5 separate regions of the Homo sapiens genome follow, and regions 1, 2, 4 and 5 are each linked to region 3. The links are chromatin contacts, found by Hi-C or POLR2A ChIA-PET in ENCODE. All regions are on one chromosome and are shown on one strand. Each heading gives the region's core, a stretch centred on a gene start or an enhancer-like site at or near the end of the contact. The rest is flanking DNA. Distances are from core to core; before and after follow the strand shown. Region 1 holds the start of ATP5MG (ATP synthase membrane subunit g). Region 2 overlaps CD3D (CD3 delta subunit of T-cell receptor complex). Region 3 has its middle 9.6 kb from the start of FXYD2. Region 4 holds the start of SIK3 (SIK family kinase 3). Region 5 overlaps SIK3 (SIK family kinase 3).

Region 1 (3,531 bases), core at 716-3,215, 590 kb before region 3:
ACCTGCCTTGGCCTCCCAAAGTGCTGGGATTACAGGCGTGAGCCACAGTGTCCAGCATTATTATTTTTTTTTTTTGAGACCTAGCCTCGCTTCGTCGCCCAGGCTGGAATGCAGTGGTGCAATCCTGACTCACTGCAACCTCCGCCTCCGGGGTTCAAGCGATTCTCCTGCCTCAGCCTCCCAAGTAGCTGCGATTACAGACATGCACCACCAAGCCTGCCTAATTTTTGTATTTTTTGTAGAGATGGGGTTTCACTATGTTGGCCAGGCTGGTCTCGAACTCCTGCCCTCAAGTGATCTGCCCGCCTTGGCCTCCCAAAGTGCTGAGATTACAGGCGTAAGCTACCGCCGCAGGGCCATCTCTTTTGATTTATATAAAATTGTAGAGCTCTATGACAGGTATCTTAACAATCTTAGTAAAGTAAAAGATTTTCTTGCAAGCTTATGAAATTATTTGGGAAAATGTGTAAAATGTTTCACTAGTAGGCTGTGAGGTTCTGCAGGACAGCCTTCAATAACTCATAGTTTGGCTGGTGATGGAGGGAAGGGAGGAGAGAATGGATAAATTACCCGGCTGGCGCTGTGGCTCACACCTGTAACTCTGGCACTTTAGGAGACCGAGGCGGGAGGATCCCTTGAGCCCAGGAGTTAAGAGACTAGCCTGGGCAACATGGTGAAATCCCGTCTCTTAAAACATACAAAAATTAGCTGGGTGTGGTGGTGCGTGCCTGTGATCCCAGCTACTCAGGAGGCTGAGGTGGGAGGATCGCTTGAGCCTAGGAGGTGGAGGCTGCAGTGAGCTGTGATCTGCACTGCACTCCAGCCTGGGCGACAGAGTGAGTCCCTGTCTTCTAGGAAAAAAAAAAAAAAAAAAGAAAGAAAGAAAAAGAAAATACCCAAACCAAACTCAAACACAGCAAAATAGGCTAGAAAGTATTACATTTTTTTTGAAGTTCTGCTTTCTATTCACATTTCATAAACGTAGGCAAAAGTTAAGAGATCCGACCTTCAGTCACTTACTGGAATACAGCACATCTAGGAAAAACTTACGTCAATTTAGCTTATCTCACTTCAGGAATAAAATGAATAGCTTGCCACTGAGAAGACAACTGAAATATTTACTGGCCAAATAAACTAGTACTCAGAGGCTGTGATTATTCAGGGTTGTTGTGAAATACAGCGGTCTACCAGTGAGGCTCTTCAAGCTGAAAAAATTCCACGAATGCTAAGCTTCGTAACAAAGATTATTGTTTATACGGATCCCGTCCTATGCTTCTCGGGGCATGGATACTCATCCATGAAGTCCATTTCCACCTAAAATTTCCCTCGGATTAAAGCGGAAGTATCTTAGAATCCGTCTAGGACAGAAAGCAAAGTCAACGTTCAAAAAAGCTCACCCATCCTTAAACATTTCTGTTGACTTCCAAATACTCCACTGAGAACAACACCACATGTAATGAGGCCGAATTGATTTACTTTCACGTTTCTGCCCTTCCTTTTCTTAGCTCTCCTAACAGAACCATCCCCTCTAGATCCCTGCTCTTAGCGATCTCAGGGGGCGTAATGGTTGCAGCTGCCGGGCAACGCCGGGCTTCCTTCACACTACCTCTCTTCCCAGTCGTGGTTAGAATTCAGGAACTTCTAGGTTGTGTAGAGAACCCAATCTGCAGGTCAGACGAGTGGAAGGCTAGAAAAGAGTCGCCAACCTGCTTCCTGCTCCCTCCACCTGCAGGCCATCCCGCCCCGGCACCCGCAGGCCCCTCGGGTCTTCGCAGCCCGCTTCTTCCTCTCAGGCCATCGCAGGCCTCCCTGCCGCCCGTGTGCCCGCCTCGGCGGTCTCACATCGCGCTCACCGTTCACCAGCGCCGGGGTCTTCTCCACAAGGTTACGGACAAATTGGGCCATGGTTCTGGAATGGAGAGTCCGTCGCCCCGAACCGCCGGCTGAATGTCACCCGCCGGAAGGACCCGCTGCAGGACCCCGTCCCACTTCCAAGGTCAGGCCGCCTCTTTTCGCGCCGGTCGAAGATACTTAAATGTCCAAAGATCTTTGCAGAATCCAGCCTGTCAATTTAATTTTTCAACATGGAAGAGAAAGTGGATATGAAAAGATGGTATTAGAGAGCATGTGAAGAACAGTAGGATTCCGCAGAGAAGCAGGCATTTTGTGGGGCAGCCACTCGTAGAGGTCCGGAAAACCGGCAAGGAGCGGAAATGCGCATGCGCCCTGAACCTGCAGTGCTTTTCTTGGCGCCGACCTCCGCTATTTTGCGTAGGGTGCTTTCGCCGCGATTCTGAGAACCTTTGAAGTCAGTACTGGAGAAGGATTCGCTGAGATTCTTCTAGTCCAACACGATCGTTGTACAGAGGTAGAGAGGGTCCAAGGCCAAACATATAAAGTTAGGGGCCGAGCAATCACCACACAGGCTGTCACCAGGCTCAACCCATAGCCCTTTTTATTTGAGACAGTCTCGCTCTGTCGCCCAGGCTGAAGTGCAGTGGCACGACTTCGGCTCACTGCAACCTCTGTCCCCCGGGTTCCAGCGATTGTTGTGCCTCAGTCTCCCTAGTAGATGGGACTACAGGCGCCCGCCACCACGCCTGGCTAATTTTTGTACTTTTAGTAGAGACGGTGTTTCACCATGTTGGCCAGGCTGGTCTCGAACTCCTAGCTTCAAGTGATCCACCCGCCTTGGTGCTGGGATTACAGGCGTGAATCACCGCGCCTGGCCCCATAGCCCTTTTAAAGTTGATTTTTTGTAATCCCAATCTCCCCAAAGTGCTGTATCACGATTGGAATCCATTTCCCCTAATTCCCTAGTTAACCACAAGGAGCTGTGCAGATGTGAGGAAAAAATCACCTGTATTGAACGCCCACACTATGCCAGGCATTTTGGAATTTAAAGAAAGCCTGTAAGGCATTGTCCCCATTGAGACTGGGCTTGAAAAATGGCCACACAGTTTGGAAGTGGCAGAGTTGAGATCTGAAGTTGCAATGTATACTCAGAGAGGGGGCATTCCATCAGATTAGGCATGGTGCTGATTTCAGCATACTTCCTAGAAAAGATCCTTGAGCCGATGTGTAAGAGAACAGCTGTATACTACAGAGGGCTGAAACTTCATAGTTTAATATGAGGAGGAAAAGATGTATGTAGGGAAGTGGCATTTGATGAGAGGAACAGAACTATAAGTAATGTAACCTGGGGAAGTCTGAGCAGAAGTAAATCTCCGATTTTTGGAATGGTTAGAGAGATGGAAAGAAAAATTAGAAGTGTAATCAAGGAACTAAGAACTTTTCAATGAAGGAGTGATTCTGCTGCCCTAGATACTGCAGAAAAGTCAAATTAAGGATGGGAAAGTTAATTTAGCAATATGGCAATCTTTAACTAACTAGCGCCTTTTCAAAAAATTAGGATAGAATCCAGGGTGAATGGTGAAGAAATATGGCTGTAAAGGATTACAAGTCAGAAAACCAAAGGGGGATGTGGAACTCAGGGGAGAAATTGAAGACAGAGAAGAGGCAGTCATTTAT
Region 2 (3,344 bases), core at 149-2,648, 520 kb before region 3:
GAGAGGTTTGGCCCACCACCTTGTTCAAGGTCCCAAAAGCTGAGATTACTTCTTGGCTCTTCCCAGGGATTCCTTAGGATGCAGGGTGGAGGAAGGTGTGGCAAGCCCATCACCAGGCCTTTCTCCCAGGGTCTTATTGAAGTTTGGGTTTTGGCATAAGAGATCTAAGGGTTGCCCTAGGAGGCAGAGGATGGTTCCCTGATCTTAAAGGCTCTCAACCTCTCCTCTCTCCTCCCTTCCCCCACAGTGTGCCAGAGCTGTGTGGAGCTGGATCCAGCCACCGTGGCTGGCATCATTGTCACTGATGTCATTGCCACTCTGCTCCTTGCTTTGGGAGTCTTCTGCTTTGCTGGACATGAGACTGGAAGGCTGTCTGGGGGTTAGTGGAAGAGCAGAGCATGAGAGTGTGTTTGTGTGTGTGTGTGTGTGTGTGTGTGTGTGTGTACCAGTGAGCTTATGCACCAGCTAAGGAATGGGGCTGGTGGTAGGTTTAGTCTCAGCTGGGAGTTACTCTTGCAATCTCCTAAAGACTCCTAGAACTTTGACTGTTGAAAGAACTTGTGTGTTCATATCACTCATGCAGACTTCTGAGGGTGTGGGAGGGTGGATCTCACAGTCCCATCTGCTAGGCCATTGATGTCTCTCTCTGGTTCTTCTAGCTGCCGACACACAAGCTCTGTTGAGGAATGACCAGGTCTATCAGGTGAGCGTTGAGGGGAAGGAGGCAGGAATGAAGGGAGGGTAAGTGGGGATAGAGAGGCTCACACTGAATGCTGTTTGCACGTGGGAAGGGTCCTACTGGGGAGTTCATTGCTGGGTGTGACTGGAGAGGTCAGGCAGGAGCTCTCATCGTCAGGGCCTGCTGGGGCCCTTCCTTGAAGAGTTCTAACCCTGCCTCCTGACCGTTTTCTCTTCTCCTCTCTTAGCCCCTCCGAGATCGAGATGATGCTCAGTACAGCCACCTTGGAGGAAACTGGGCTCGGAACAAGTGAACCTGAGACTGGTGGCTTCTAGAAGCAGCCATTACCAACTGTACCTTCCCTTCTTGCTCAGCCAATAAATATATCCTCTTTCACTCAGCAGGTGCCTGGGCTTCTTAAGGCTCCTGGGCAAGGCGTGGGAGTTGTCCTGACTTGCTTGGGATCTCGCCCTCCTACCTACCTGTTTCTTCCTTCATCTCCTTCCTTCCTCTGCCTCACACAGACAGTGTGTTGGGCAGTCTCTCGCCACATCCTGGCTGTCTGGTGTTTCTAGCCCACAGGGCTCCCTGGGTGAAGGGTCTGCGCCACCACGTTCCCACAGCTACTTGTTGACTCCAGTCCCTATCACAACCCTTTTAGGGTTTTGGCTGCCTCATCCAGCCGAGGGCAGGCTGCTGTGTTCAGGAGCCCAGCCGCACAGAAGTTTCCATGATGTCATGAATGGGAGTGGCAGAGACAACAAGGGGCCCTGGGACTAGTTTCTCACCAAGACTCAGAGGGTGTGTGTAACAAAGTCCCACTGCTGCTAAGGGGATGGCCTCAACTCTACGGCCCTGCTGACCAGGTGCCACTAGCTGTAAGGAGGTCTCACCTAAGCCCCTTTCGTATCCCTTTCCCCTGTATCAAAGGCACCATTTTAGCTTCCTTTCGCCAGGACCTGTCTCTGGCTTGCTCCTGCCTTCTGCATGATAAATGGGGATCAGAAACCCTTCACCAATTAAAGCACATTATCCCGCTCCATCTACCTGGAAAGCAGGAGTTTGAGACAGGGATTTTTTTTTTTTTTGAGATGGAGTCTTGCTCTGTTGCTCAGGCTGGAGTGCTGTGGCATGATCTTGGCTTACTGCAACCTCTGTCTCCTGGAGTCAAGTGATTCTCCTGCCTCAGCCTCCTGAGTAGCTGGGATTGCAAGCATGTGTCACCAAGTTCAGCTAATTTTTGTATTTTTAGTAGAGACAGGGTTTCATCATGTTGGCCAGGCTGGTCTCGAACTCTTGACCTCAAATGATCCACTCACTCAGCCTCCAAAAGTGCTGGGATTAGAGGCATGAGCCACTGCACCTGGCTGAGACAGGGATATTTTCAATAGATGTCATCTTCTATTACTTCTAATGGTAGTGGTTCTAGGCTGGGCACAATGGCTCATGCATGTAATCCCAGCACTTTAGGAGGCAGAGGCAAGAGGATCACTTGAGCCTAGGAGTTCAAAACCAGCCTGGGCAACATAGCAACATCCCGTCTCGACCAAAAAAAAAAACAAAATCAGCTCAGTGCAGTGGTGGGCACCTGTAGTCCTAGCTATTTGGGAGGCTGAGGTGGGAGGATTGCATGAGGCTGGGAATTGGAGGCTGCAGTGAGTTATGATTGTGCCACTGCACTCCAGCCTGGGCTACAGAGTGAGACCCTATCTTAAAAAAAAAATAGCTATGGTTCTGAAACTTTGGAGGCCTGAGGGATTTATTAAAAATATAAATGCAGCCAGGCATGGTGGCTCACACCTGTAATCCCAGCACTTTGGGAGGTTTAGGCGGGCAGATCACAAGATCAGGAGATTGAGATCATCCTGGCCAACATGGTGAAACCCCGTTTCTACTAAAAATACAAAAATTAGCTGGGCATGGTGGTGCACGCCTGTAATCCCAGCTACTCGGGAGGCTGAGGCAGGAGAATTGCTTGAACCCGGGAGGCGGAGGTTGCAGTGAGTCAAGATTGCGCCACCGCACTCCAGCCTGGTGACAGAGCGAGACTTGGTCTCAAAATAAAATAAAATAAAATAAAATAAAATAAAATAAAAGTGCTAGAGACGCACTCTAGGCAGGGTGTTTCCAGTTGATTCTGAAACAGCCCAAATTCAGAGTCTCTTGTTTAGAGGGAGAATAGAGGCCACTTTCTCTCTTATGTCTTTTATGCCTGTTCCTGGATCCCAGAGCAGGGGATTCCTTCTTTTGTTCTCTGATTACACAAATAATTTAAAGAGCCTCTGGAAAGTTTAATGACTGAGAATTTCATAGACCTGGGTTCCCAAAGGAGAAAAGAATTAGTAACCACATAGCCAGAAAATTGGATGATTCTGCCCACCATCTTCTCAAGATACATTCAGACCCTAATTTCATGAGAGACAGAACAAATGTCTAATTCACATGTTTCATTCATAGTTCTGAGTTATCCCTATCCTTTTTATCCCTACTCCTGCAGTCGTCCTAACCCAAGATCCTGCTTTCCCACTGGATTCTCTACCTTGGGCATCCCTTCCATGGCTTGTATCTAACCAAAACTTTGGATCCTTCTCGCGTTCCACACATTCATAATACCTTGTATTCCTCGGATTCATTTACATCCCTCATTCCCCAGTTCTCAACATTG
Region 3 (3,188 bases), core at 482-2,981:
GGCGCTGCGTCTAGTGAAGGAAGTGGGCTCCCTGGACAGACGGGTGGGAGTGGAGGGCGTGAGGGGTGTTGTGCTGAAGAAAGGCCCAGGGCAGGGGGTGGTGTAGCGTCTCCTCCCAGACTCTCCAGGCTTCCACCCTCCCTCCGCTCTGCTCGGCAGGGCTGCTGTGGGGGAGATTAGTCGCCTCCCTGTTGATCCATGGCCCCAGGCAGCTGAGCTCTGAACTGCAATTCATCAGGGGCCTCTGGGGCGGGTAATCTGTGCCTCACCAAGCGCCCATTCTTCATTCCTAGCAGGCTGCCTGACAAATGCCTGGCCAGCGGAGATCAGAGGCAAATGCCACGGCAGCTCGGCCCTGTTGTCAGAGCGAGTCACTGGCTGGGAAGATGGATTGGGCCTGGGCCTCGGAGCCAGGGCCACAGCGGCCTCCTTCCGGGACATTGGGAGGGCAGTGCTGAGCCCAGGGCTGCACTGGGAGAGCCACGGAAGGGCCCGAGTGTCCTAGCCTTGGAAGAAAGCCTGGGCCCAGACTCAGTGCCCCCTCCCAGTTTTGGCTGCAGGAGGAGCCTCACAGGCTGGGGACACTTCATAGTTTGCCGTTGAGTGACTGAGGACTTGGGAAGAAATCCTGTTTAGAACTTCAAACGTTCATTCCCAGAGCTTCAACCTGACACTGGAGGGGCAAAGAAGGTGGCATTGGGAGATTGGGGGAGGGTCTCCCCCAGGTGTGGAGGGACCTCATGCCTAGAAGGGACTGGGACGAGCTATGTTCAGGAGTGGCAGCTCCCCAACCCGTTTTGGCAGATTTCATTTTCAGTTTGTAGGCAGTGGGGCCTCAGATGTGAAGGCAAGCTCAGAATTTAGGGAGACTTAGGGTCCCCTGGCAGGGCGGGAGACCAGGGCAGAGCACCTGCCAGGGGACCCTGAGTCTCCCTGAATTCTGAGCTTCCCTTCACAGGGTGCAGGTGACACCAGGTCAGGAACAGTCCTGGAACAGTGGAGGCCCAGCCTGGCCTGTCCTGCTCCTATGGGCTTGCTGGGCTACCTGCTGTCACCCTGAGTGACACCCCGAAGTTCCTCAGCCCCAGGAGGCCGCCAGTCACCGCGGCTGCTACTGTCTCTAGATGTCTAAACTTGGTTCCCTTTTCAAGAAATGCTCACTGTCACTTCCCCAAAGGGCTTCTTTGGTGTCACTGAGAGGAATTCCCCCTGGTGAGCAGGGCAGCAGGGAGGGGAGAAGAGGGCAATGTTCTGAGCTGGGGAAGCAATTTGTGGCCCCGGAAGCCCTGCCTGCAGCTCAGTGCAGACCACACCGTGGAAGGTGGAAAATTGGTTTCACTGCCAGCTCTGCCCTTGGCTTGCTGTGTGACCTTGGGAAGGCCCTGGTCTGTCTCTGGACTTGGCTTTGGAAAAAACAGACACAAGACAAAAGTCCCAAGCTTCAGCTCACACGTCAAGGAGCTGTGACTTTTCAGGGGAAGGGGTAAGGGGAGAGCTGTGGCTGACCCCCTTGTTCCCTCCCGCCCCTTGGATAGCTGTTCTTAGAGAAAAGCTGGATACACCCCCACAGCCCCTGCAAATACACACTTGGCTTCCTCCCGGCAGTGAACACAGAGGCGCCCAGCAAGTGATGAAGGCAGACAAAAAGACACACTTGACAAAGCAAAGGAGATGAGGCTGGCTTGGCCCCGAGCCAGGAGCATGCTGAATTCTCTTGTGGTCTTTGTTTCCTGAATGGCCTATCAATCAGTAACCGAGTGCGTGCCAAACCCAGCCCACACGGGAACCCGGTGTCCTCGGCTCTCCAGTAAATACTACTTCAGGTCTCATGTCCGAGGACCATATGCTCCCAACACAGCTAATAAAATCATCCAGGAGTAGCCTGGAGGCCGCAGACACCCGCCCCAGGGGGCAGGAGGGGGACGAGCCAGGCTGGGCCTCCGCTGTTCAAGAGTGTTCCTGACCTGCTCTCTCTAGCACCCTGGGCACCTGCCAGGGGACCCTGAATCCCCTGAATTCTGAGCTTTGCCTTCACATCTGAGGCCCCACTGCTTATAAGCTACATGAGGGAGGGATTGCATCTGAAAGTTCACCCACCGATCCCAGTGCCTCACCCCCCTTTGGGCACTTAGTGCACCCTCCATACATGTTTACTGAGTGCACACGTGACTGGTTGAGTAGAGGAATGAATGAGTGATTGATTACCAACCAGGTGGACCACCCCTGTCCCTGCTCCATGCCTCCAGGAGCAAGGAAGTTGTGGGGTCAGGGTAGGCAGCTGGGGTGGTCAGAGGTGTGCGTGATCCCTTCTTCCTTGGCCTCACAGCTAAGGTCACAGGCTTTGGAATCAGCAGACCTGGATTTGAGCCCTGGCTTAGCCAATTATGAACTAAGTTTCATGCGCATCCGTGTGAAGAGAACCACCAAACAGGCTTTGTGTGAGCAACATGGCTGTTTATTTCACCTGGGTGCAGGCGGGCTGAGTCCAAAAAGAGAGTCAGCGAAGGGAGATAGGGGTGGGGCCGTTTTATAGGATTTGGGAAGATAATGGAAAATTACAGTCAAAGGGGGTTGTTCTCTGGTGGGCAGGGAAGGGGGGTCACAAGGTGCTCAGTGGGGGAGCTTCTGAGCCAGGAGAAGGAAATTCACAGGGTTAATCACTCAGTTAAGGTGGGGCAGAAACAAATCACAATGGTGGAATGTCATCAGTTAAGGCGGGGCAGGGCCTTTTCACTTCTTTTGTGATTCTTCAGTTACTTCAAGCCATCTGGGCGTATAGGTGCAAGTCACAGGGGATGCGATGGCTTGGCTTGGGCTCAGAGGCCTGACATTCCTGCCTTCATATATTAATAAGAAAAATAAAACAAAATAGTGTTGAAGTGTTGGGGCGGTGAAAATTTTGGGGGAGTGGTATGGAGACAGAATGGACGATGTTTCTCCGGGCTGCTTCAAGCGGGATTAGGGGTGGCGTGGGAACCTAGAGTGGGAGAGATTAAGCTGAAGGGAGGTCTTGTGGTAAGGGGTGATATTGTGGGGTTGTTAGAAGAAACATTTGTCATGTAGAATGATTGGTGATGGCCTGGATACGGTTTTGTATGAATTGAAAAACTAAATGGAATAAGAGAAGGAGAAAAACAGGTATAAAAGGTCTAAGAATTGGGAGGACCTAGGACATTTAATTAGAGAGT
Region 4 (3,641 bases), core at 592-3,091, 720 kb after region 3:
TAGCCGGGCATGGTGGTGTGCGCCTGTAGTCTCAGCTACTCGGGAGGCTGAGGCAGGAGAATGGCTTGAACCTGGGAGGTGGAGGTTGTGGTGAGCTGAGATTGCACCACTGCACTCCAGCCTGGGTGACAGAGTGAGACTCTGTCTAAAAAAAAAAACAAAAACCCAAAAACTGCAGCTGTGAAGCCCAGCACCAAAGTTATAGTCCCTGCTAGAGGCAGCTGAGAGCCATGAAGTGATAGGAGAGGCAGGTCACACCCCATCATTTATCTGGGATGGAATGAGCTCAGCTGATGAAAGGGCTTAACCAATGCAAGAAGCCAAGGCCCACTTCATTCTTATCTTTAGTTGCTAATAAGGGAGCCAATTAGTGTTAATTGTGTTGGCAGTTTGGAACAGCTACCAGGGAATAGATCCAAGACCATTGTGGGATGACCCCTCTGTCCCATCTTAAGTCCCAGCCATTACTCATGGTTGGATAGGGAATTGGAGCACCAGGAGGTGTTCTTTGGTCAGCGAGTAAACACGAGTTATCCTTCCACACATTTACAGTGCCCTGGGTGTCAGTTTTTAATACTGTGCATGCAGTGACCTCACAATACAGTTCTACCATTGAGAGAGACATAGATATGGATGGATCAGGACTAGTCCAAAGGAATACATTTTAACATTGGAATATTCACAATCTTCCCTCCTTTCCACCCAGCCTGCCAAAGACTATTTTGTTGACAGTCTGATTTCCTACCTGCAACCCTCACCTAAAGCAGCTAAGTTAATCTATTTAATAAAGGGAAGGGGAGAGAGGAGGAGGAAGCCTGGGAGCTATGAAGGATGCAGGTAATAGGCAAGGGAAGAAAAAGAGATATGAAATTGCTGGAGTTATTAACTTGATGACCCTCAATGTCCTCGGAGAGTCACTAGGAAGGATGGAATTTTTATTATTTACTTATTTATTTTGCTTAACCGACTGTTGTTTAAACACGACGTGGTTCATTGGACAATGCGCACCACTGCTTCATCAGGGTTATACAAGCAACAGAAATAGTATGTAGGCACTCTGACAGACATCCCTGTAGAATTGTTCAGAGATGGGGGTGGTAGGAAGGAAAATGACGTACCTTCTTTGGCTGTCACCCACCCAATGACTGGAATGCCTGTTTGGACTGGCTTGTCCGCCCTTGAACACGCAAATCCTAGTTTCCCCATTCTCCTATATTCGGTGACAATTAGGTTGACTGTGCAGGGTGAGCTGGATTTTGTAAGAGGAAGGAATTTTACCGAAGAATTCCCCTGCGTTGTTACCAACTTGGTTACAGTTGCTTCAAGAGTGTAGCTATTCCTGCATTTGTGGCCTCAAGGGCTAAAGTGGGACAACGCTGGTATTTTTGGTGATGAGGAAACACTTTTTTTTTGTTAAGGGAGGTTGGGTGATCGTTGAACTGGGACAGAGGTCACAGCAGAGGTCACATTGGCGATTCGAGCGGCGGTGGGGGGTTGGCTTTGGGTCGGGCATCCTGCGCCCCCCACTCGGGAAAGGTGGCGGAGACTTCGAGGTTGGGGGCCCATCGAAGGTTCCCACCGCCAGCTCCCGGAGGGGGGCACCCGGGAGCCAGCGCCTCAGGAACCGGGGCCCACGCGGGAAGGTCGAGCCCGCCGGTGAGGTCACGGTTGCCATGGCTCCGGGCAGTGACGCGCGTCGGCACGTGACCCGCGGTTGCCATGGAGCCGGGCGCCGGTCGGCGAAAGCGCCCCGCCTCCCCGAGTGACGTCCGCGGCCCCCCCTTTCCCGCCCCCCCTTGCCCCCTCCCCCGAGCCGGCTCCCCGCGGCCCCGGAGGTTTCACTGCACAACAAGATGGCGGCGGCGGCGGCGAGCGGAGCTGGCGGGGCTGCCGGGGCCGGGACTGGGGGAGCCGGGCCCGCGGGCCGCCTGCTGCCTCCGCCCGCGCCGGGGTCCCCAGCCGCCCCCGCTGCCGTGTCCCCTGCGGCCGGCCAGCCGCGTCCCCCAGCCCCGGCCTCCCGCGGACCCATGCCCGCCCGTATCGGCTACTACGAGATCGACCGCACCATCGGCAAGGGCAACTTCGCGGTGGTCAAGCGGGCCACGCACCTCGTCACCAAGGCCAAGGTACCGGCGCAGGGGCCAGGCGGCAGTCGGAGCGTGGCGGGGCCGGGAGAGGTCCGCGCCCCCCAGCCGGGGGGTCGGGGCGGCGAGCGCGGCGCGTGGTGGGAGCGTTGGGGGCCGGGAGGCGGGAGGGAGCCAGCCGCGGCGGGGCGGGCGCGGAGCTAGGGACACCTGGGACTCGAGACGGCGGAACTCCAAGCAGGGGGCCGAGGGCACAGAGCACCGGCGCCCAGGAGCCGGGCGCGGGGAGGGGTCCTCGGGGCTGAGGGCAGGCGGGTAAAGGGGATGATTGGAAAGAAGGGGTCGGAACTCCCCGAGGGCCGGGAGACTGTAAGCCCAGAAGACTCTGGAACCAGCAGCTAGGGAATCATAAGGGAATGAGGGCAGGGGCATATGAAATGTGGACCCGGAGGATGGGGAAAAACAAGGGTGAAGTGGCAGACCCGGGCTTGTAAGGGGACCCAGGACGGCTGGGGCACGGACTGGGAATGTGCACGTCTGCAGGGCGCTGGGAGGTCCCAGGATCCTGGTGCCTTAAGACAGAGACAGGAATCCGCATTTGATCATCTAAGACTGATAGATGGTGCGAAGGGGATCCCGAGGAGACACGATTAGTGGAGGAGGCAATGAGGAAAATGGGGAAATAAGGGGGAAATTGCTTTGCTTGTCCACAGGAAGGGGCCCAGGGAATGGGGGAGTGAGGTGGGGGTGGGGGCTGTCCCAGGTTTATGATGGCACTAGGTAGTCAGGGGTTAAACAATTTGGGAGAGCTGATTGCTGGTTATTTTTAGTTGTTGGAGGGTCGGGAATTGTGGGCTTTGTAGAACCCAGGGTGGGCTTTTACTGGTTGGGGGGAAGCTTGTGATTGAAGAACCCAGACACCGGGAGATTACACTCATCGAGCCCTTAGTTCTCAAAGGGATTTGAGGCGCTATAGGAGTGAAATTGGCCAAGGTCAATTAGGAAGCTATATATGTATGCATGTAAAATTCTTTGAGGAAATATGGTAGCACTTTCATGTAGCCTTCGTTGGGAGGACTGGAATCTAAGACATCAGGAGGAATCTTTTGGTTTTGGTGGAACCCGCAAAGCCCATTTTTACTCTAAAATTTTCTTTGCTCAATATCTTACTTGAATGAATACTTTTAATGTAGTCATTCATTATGTTTAGAACTGCAGCTTGTGTTTTCCCTCAGCCTGAGGAATGAAGAACCCTTACAGCTGCTGCCGCCTCCTACCAAAGCCACATCAATTCCCCTCACCTCCTCAGCCTAGCCTCTGGTTGTCATGACCTACCTTGTTTTTGCTTTTTTGGCAGTGGCTTGTTTTCTGAAGCCAGTGACTTATCTAGGCCTTCTCTCCTGATCACTTGCAACCTGAAGTTCCTTCCCCACCATCTTTCTGCCTGAGGCTACAAGGGGCCCTTCTTACCAGGGTGTCAGGGTGGGTGGCTGTGGCGAATTGATTGGTCAGTTTCACTTCCTCTGGAGGGCCCTCTTCAGCCTTTTTGTCCGTTTT
Region 5 (3,283 bases), core at 129-2,628, 960 kb after region 3:
CCTGGGTTCAAGCGATTCTCCTGCCTCAGCCTCCTAAGTAGCTAGGATTACAGGTGTGCACTACCGCACCCGGCTAATTTTTTTTTGTAGAGACGGGGTTTCACCATGTTGGCCAGGCTGGTCTTGAACTCCTGACTTCAAGTGATCCAACCACCTCGGCCTCACAAAGTGCTGGGATTACAGGCATGAGCCACCATGCCTGGCTTTCAGGTTTCTTTTAAAAACTCCAGAGCTTACATTTTTACTTTACTGAAAAAATCATCAGATAATTTGCTGTTCACTTCTGTCACGAAAGGCTTATAATGCTGTGCCCCCACCACTCTGCAGGCAAGTGGGGGAGCTCACTCTTCTCAACCTTTTTGCCAGGAAGGAATGCCTGCTGTTTCTTTTAATGGTCCCTCCATCTCAACTGTGTTGCACAAGACTCTACTGTAGGTGCTGTGAGAATGCAGAGATGAAAGGATAACCTGTCCTCAGGGAGCTTCTACTCTACTAGGGGATGTAAAACAAGCTCATAAACAGCTTTGCTATGAAGTGCTAGGTACTGAGTGCTGCAAGAAGTATCACTGAGAAGAGCAGAGCTAGTGTGATCTTCTTAGCATTTCTTAAGGGTAGATGAACAGGGATTGTTGGTGTTATTTAGTTACTTTTTGAGTCAGGGTCTTGCTCTGTCACCTAGGCTAGAGTGCAGTGGTGCAACCACGGTTCACTGCAGCCTCGACCTCCTGGGCTCAAGCAGTCCTCCCACCTCAACCTCCTGAGCAGCTGGGACTACAGGCGCGTGCCACTACACCCAGCTAATTTTTTTTTTCCTTTGGTATAGATGGGGTCTTGCTATGTCGCCGGGGCTGATCTTGAACTCCTGGGCTCAAACAATCCTCCCTTCTTGGCCTCCCAAAATGCTGGTATTACAGGCATGAGCCACCACACCCAGCCATATTGGTATTAGTAAAGGAAAATTAGATGCCATCATATCAGTGTCCATGGTTACCTATTTCCTTGATGGCGATTTGCCACCAGCCAGTATGAGGCCAGGCACTGTGAGAGCACTAAGCAGGCAGCATGCCAAAGGTTTCTTCCCAATTTGTAGAAGTGTCAGGATTTCACATGCCCCATGCTGTCCGTAATCTCCCTGCCTGCCACCCTAGAAGGAAAAACAAGGTTTGTCTTTCTTCTATAGTGGTACACACACTTGATCTTTTTGACTTTGCAAATAAACACAGCAGCATAACCAATCTACACCATGAGATTACCAACTGGAACTCACAAAGAAAACCACATCCTCTTCTCTGAGCTCAGTCAGCCTCAGCTTTATTACTCAGGCCTCATAGAGCAGTAAAATGCTGACAGAGTGGGAGGGGTTACCCCAGAACCTTTAAGGGGAGTATGCAGTCACGTTATTGCTCCCATTTTCTCTCAAAACCCAGTAAGTGAGTCAGGACGAGTCAACATTGACAGATTCAATAGAGAATTGTGCAGGTTGCCCCAAAGTTCCCCGGGAAGGTGGGTGGCGTGCATTGTGTCCATTTGTGCACTTTTCCCCTTGTGTGATCGGACGATCATCCCACCTCTGCACTCTCTTAGCTTTAGTTTGATAAATATTCGAGCATGTAGCTCTTGGGAACCATCTTTCCTCCATGACTTTGGTAGCTGCTGAATTGGCATAAAGGGTTGCCAAAGATTTGATCCTGAATGTCATGTTCCTTGGGCAGTGGGTTAGTCTGTTTGTACCCCCCAAAATGGTCGATAGGGTCTTATTTATAGAGTGTCACAAAGGACTTCTAGACTCAGGGTCAGCATTCTTACCAAAAATCAGACTTGACTTATTTGGTCTTTTACAGTTGATTAAAGACTCTTTCACATGTGTTGTCTTTTCGAGCCCCCAAACAACCGTCATTTTTCAGATCAGGAACCTTGAGGAGAAGCTGAAAGATTTGCCAACACTTTGCTGGTGAGGGAGCTGGGTCCTGACTTCAAGTTTTCTGATCCCCTGGTCATGTATTTTTTCCTTTACGCCTCCTTGCCCACTCTGCACCCTCCAAGCACAGCTGCCAAGTGAAAGATGCTAGCCCTTCCAGGTCTTTGACCTACTGATGATACTGAAACTTGAGCAGACAGAGCCCTGGGGTATCCCCTGACTCCTATTAATACTCTTTTTCATCTGGCTTTTAACTGACATTTGTCTGTCCTGAATCAGAGGCTTCTCCTGGAAATTAAAGTTTCCCTGAGTCATTTGTTCATTTACATATGGGTATATTGTCCCTCATAATTCTGCAAGCAGGGTTCTGTGATTAAATCAATTTCCTTGTTTGTTTTTGTCAGCTGACTCAGCACGTCCTTATGCACTCAGAAATAACATCTCTAAACTGAATATAAATCATGCTAGACTTTATTGAGCCTTTACAGTGTAGTAACCTCTATGAAGCACTCCACACCCATGGAGTCAGTCCAGTTGTACAGATAACTAAGACCCAGCAAAGCAAGATAACTTGCCCGAGCTCCTGCTCCTCAGGAAGCAGCTAAGCCAGGATTCACGGCCAACTCTTCCTGACCCCAGAACTTGTGCTCATGACCCTTGTGCTCAACTCCAGCTTGGCTGAGGGATGAGCTCTGGGCTGGGAGTCAGGAAGGCCCCCTACATGATTTGTCAGGTGGTTGCTTGCTCTGTCTTGGTGCCTACAGGCATCAGACCTGAAGGCGGGGAAGACAGCAGACAAGGCAGAGCCCAAAGGAGGGTGGGTGTTTTGGTTTGCAGAGGCCCCATTCTCAGGGATAAAAACAAGTCTGAGAGAGGGAAGGAAAAGAGCCTTAAAAGACACAGCAAACAAACCAAAACACTGAGGCCTCCAGAAGAGGCAGGAAGGCTCCAACCAGGACTATATACATTTTGTTAGCTTTGCTGTTTCCTCATGGTTAGTAATGATGTTTTAAAAATCTTTAAACAGGAGAGCGCTCATGTTTGTCCTTGCGGAGAGCAAAGAGATGCAACTGATGAGATTTGCATCCAACTATATAATCAGGCTTAAAGGAAAAAAGCACCCCGAGGAATTGAGTGGATGATGTTAGTTATCAAAGAAGACAATATAGGTTTTTGAAAAAGTAAGAAGCGGCTGCTCGCATTGCTTCTTGGCAAAGCAGACAGAATCACCATTTCCTCACTCCCACACAACCATGTTGCCCCACTTCCTGCCAGTGGTTTTTGGTTGGCCCTGGCGCCAACATGCGAGCAGTGCCCACTGAGAGGAATTGGGCAGAGTGGGTAGGACGGGCGGGCTAATCCCAC

What was found. A loop is a pair of places that touch in the nucleus more often than their neighbours do. ChIA-PET counts read pairs that join two places held with the same protein, here RNA polymerase II (POLR2A). Pooled maps may share reads with other maps.
Region 1: a pooled map shows a loop between it and region 3 (5-fold over the local background). The contact joins the promoter of ATP5MG here to the enhancer-like site in region 3. A Hi-C loop is called at or near these places in 6 of 50 pooled maps.
Region 2: a pooled map shows a loop between it and region 3 (4-fold over the local background). The contact joins two enhancer-like sites. A Hi-C loop is called at or near these places in 6 of 50 pooled maps. POLR2A ChIA-PET finds 5 or more read pairs at or near these places in 2 of 52 experiments (T-cell and activated naive CD4-positive, alpha-beta T cell).
Region 4: a pooled map shows a loop between it and region 3 (9-fold over the local background). The contact joins the promoter of SIK3 here to the enhancer-like site in region 3. A Hi-C loop is called at or near these places in 2 of 37 single-sample maps with no recorded cell type and 7 of 50 pooled maps. POLR2A ChIA-PET finds 5 or more read pairs at or near these places in 1 of 52 experiments (OCI-LY7).
Region 5: a map of naive thymus-derived CD4-positive, alpha-beta T cell shows a loop between it and region 3 (5-fold over the local background). The contact joins two enhancer-like sites. A Hi-C loop is called at or near these places in 1 of 168 maps with a recorded cell type or tissue (naive thymus-derived CD4-positive, alpha-beta T cell), 1 of 37 single-sample maps with no recorded cell type and 10 of 50 pooled maps.

The regions. Positions count from the first base shown.
Region 1 is chr11:118,400,040-118,403,570 of GRCh38, reverse strand. ATP5MG (ATP synthase membrane subunit g) reads right to left here and starts at 1,965. Exons shown (of 3, transcript NM_006476.5): 1 at 1,854-1,965. The coding sequence starts at 1,905. The region is part of intron 3 of LOC100131626 (a long non-coding RNA gene); the gene reads left to right. RefSeq lists enhancers at 192-782, 1,241-2,104, 2,225-2,304.
Region 2 is chr11:118,336,810-118,340,153 of GRCh38, reverse strand. CD3D (CD3 delta subunit of T-cell receptor complex) reads left to right here. Exons shown (of 5, transcript NM_000732.6): 3 at 248-379; 4 at 660-703; 5 at 927-1,079. The coding sequence ends at 992. Among named protein-coding and RNA genes, the nearest start is that of CD3D, 4.2 kb to the left of the region's middle. RefSeq lists an enhancer at 1,385-1,534. Within about 2 kb of position 1,398, at least 7 of the 41 ENCODE cell types and tissues checked have a DNase peak (open chromatin) inside an H3K27ac peak, as active enhancers do.
Region 3 is chr11:117,813,539-117,816,726 of GRCh38, reverse strand. It overlaps a transcript of DSCAML1 not described here. Among named protein-coding and RNA genes, the nearest start is that of FXYD2, 9.6 kb to the left of the region's middle. RefSeq lists enhancers at 1,471-1,550, 2,340-2,917. Within about 2 kb of position 1,731, at least 12 of the 41 ENCODE cell types and tissues checked have a DNase peak (open chromatin) inside an H3K27ac peak, as active enhancers do.
Region 4 is chr11:117,096,628-117,100,268 of GRCh38, reverse strand. SIK3 (SIK family kinase 3) reads left to right here and starts at 1,841. Exons shown (of 25, transcript NM_001366686.3): 1 at 1,841-2,126. The coding sequence starts at 1,854. RefSeq lists silencers at 1,653-1,832, 1,913-1,962 and an enhancer at 3,284-3,333.
Region 5 is chr11:116,851,731-116,855,013 of GRCh38, reverse strand. All of the region lies in intron 21 of SIK3 (SIK family kinase 3), which reads left to right. It also overlaps APOA1-AS. Among named protein-coding and RNA genes, the nearest start is that of APOA1, 16 kb to the right of the region's middle. RefSeq lists a silencer at 1,986-2,055. Within about 2 kb of position 1,378, at least 14 of the 41 ENCODE cell types and tissues checked have a DNase peak (open chromatin) inside an H3K27ac peak, as active enhancers do.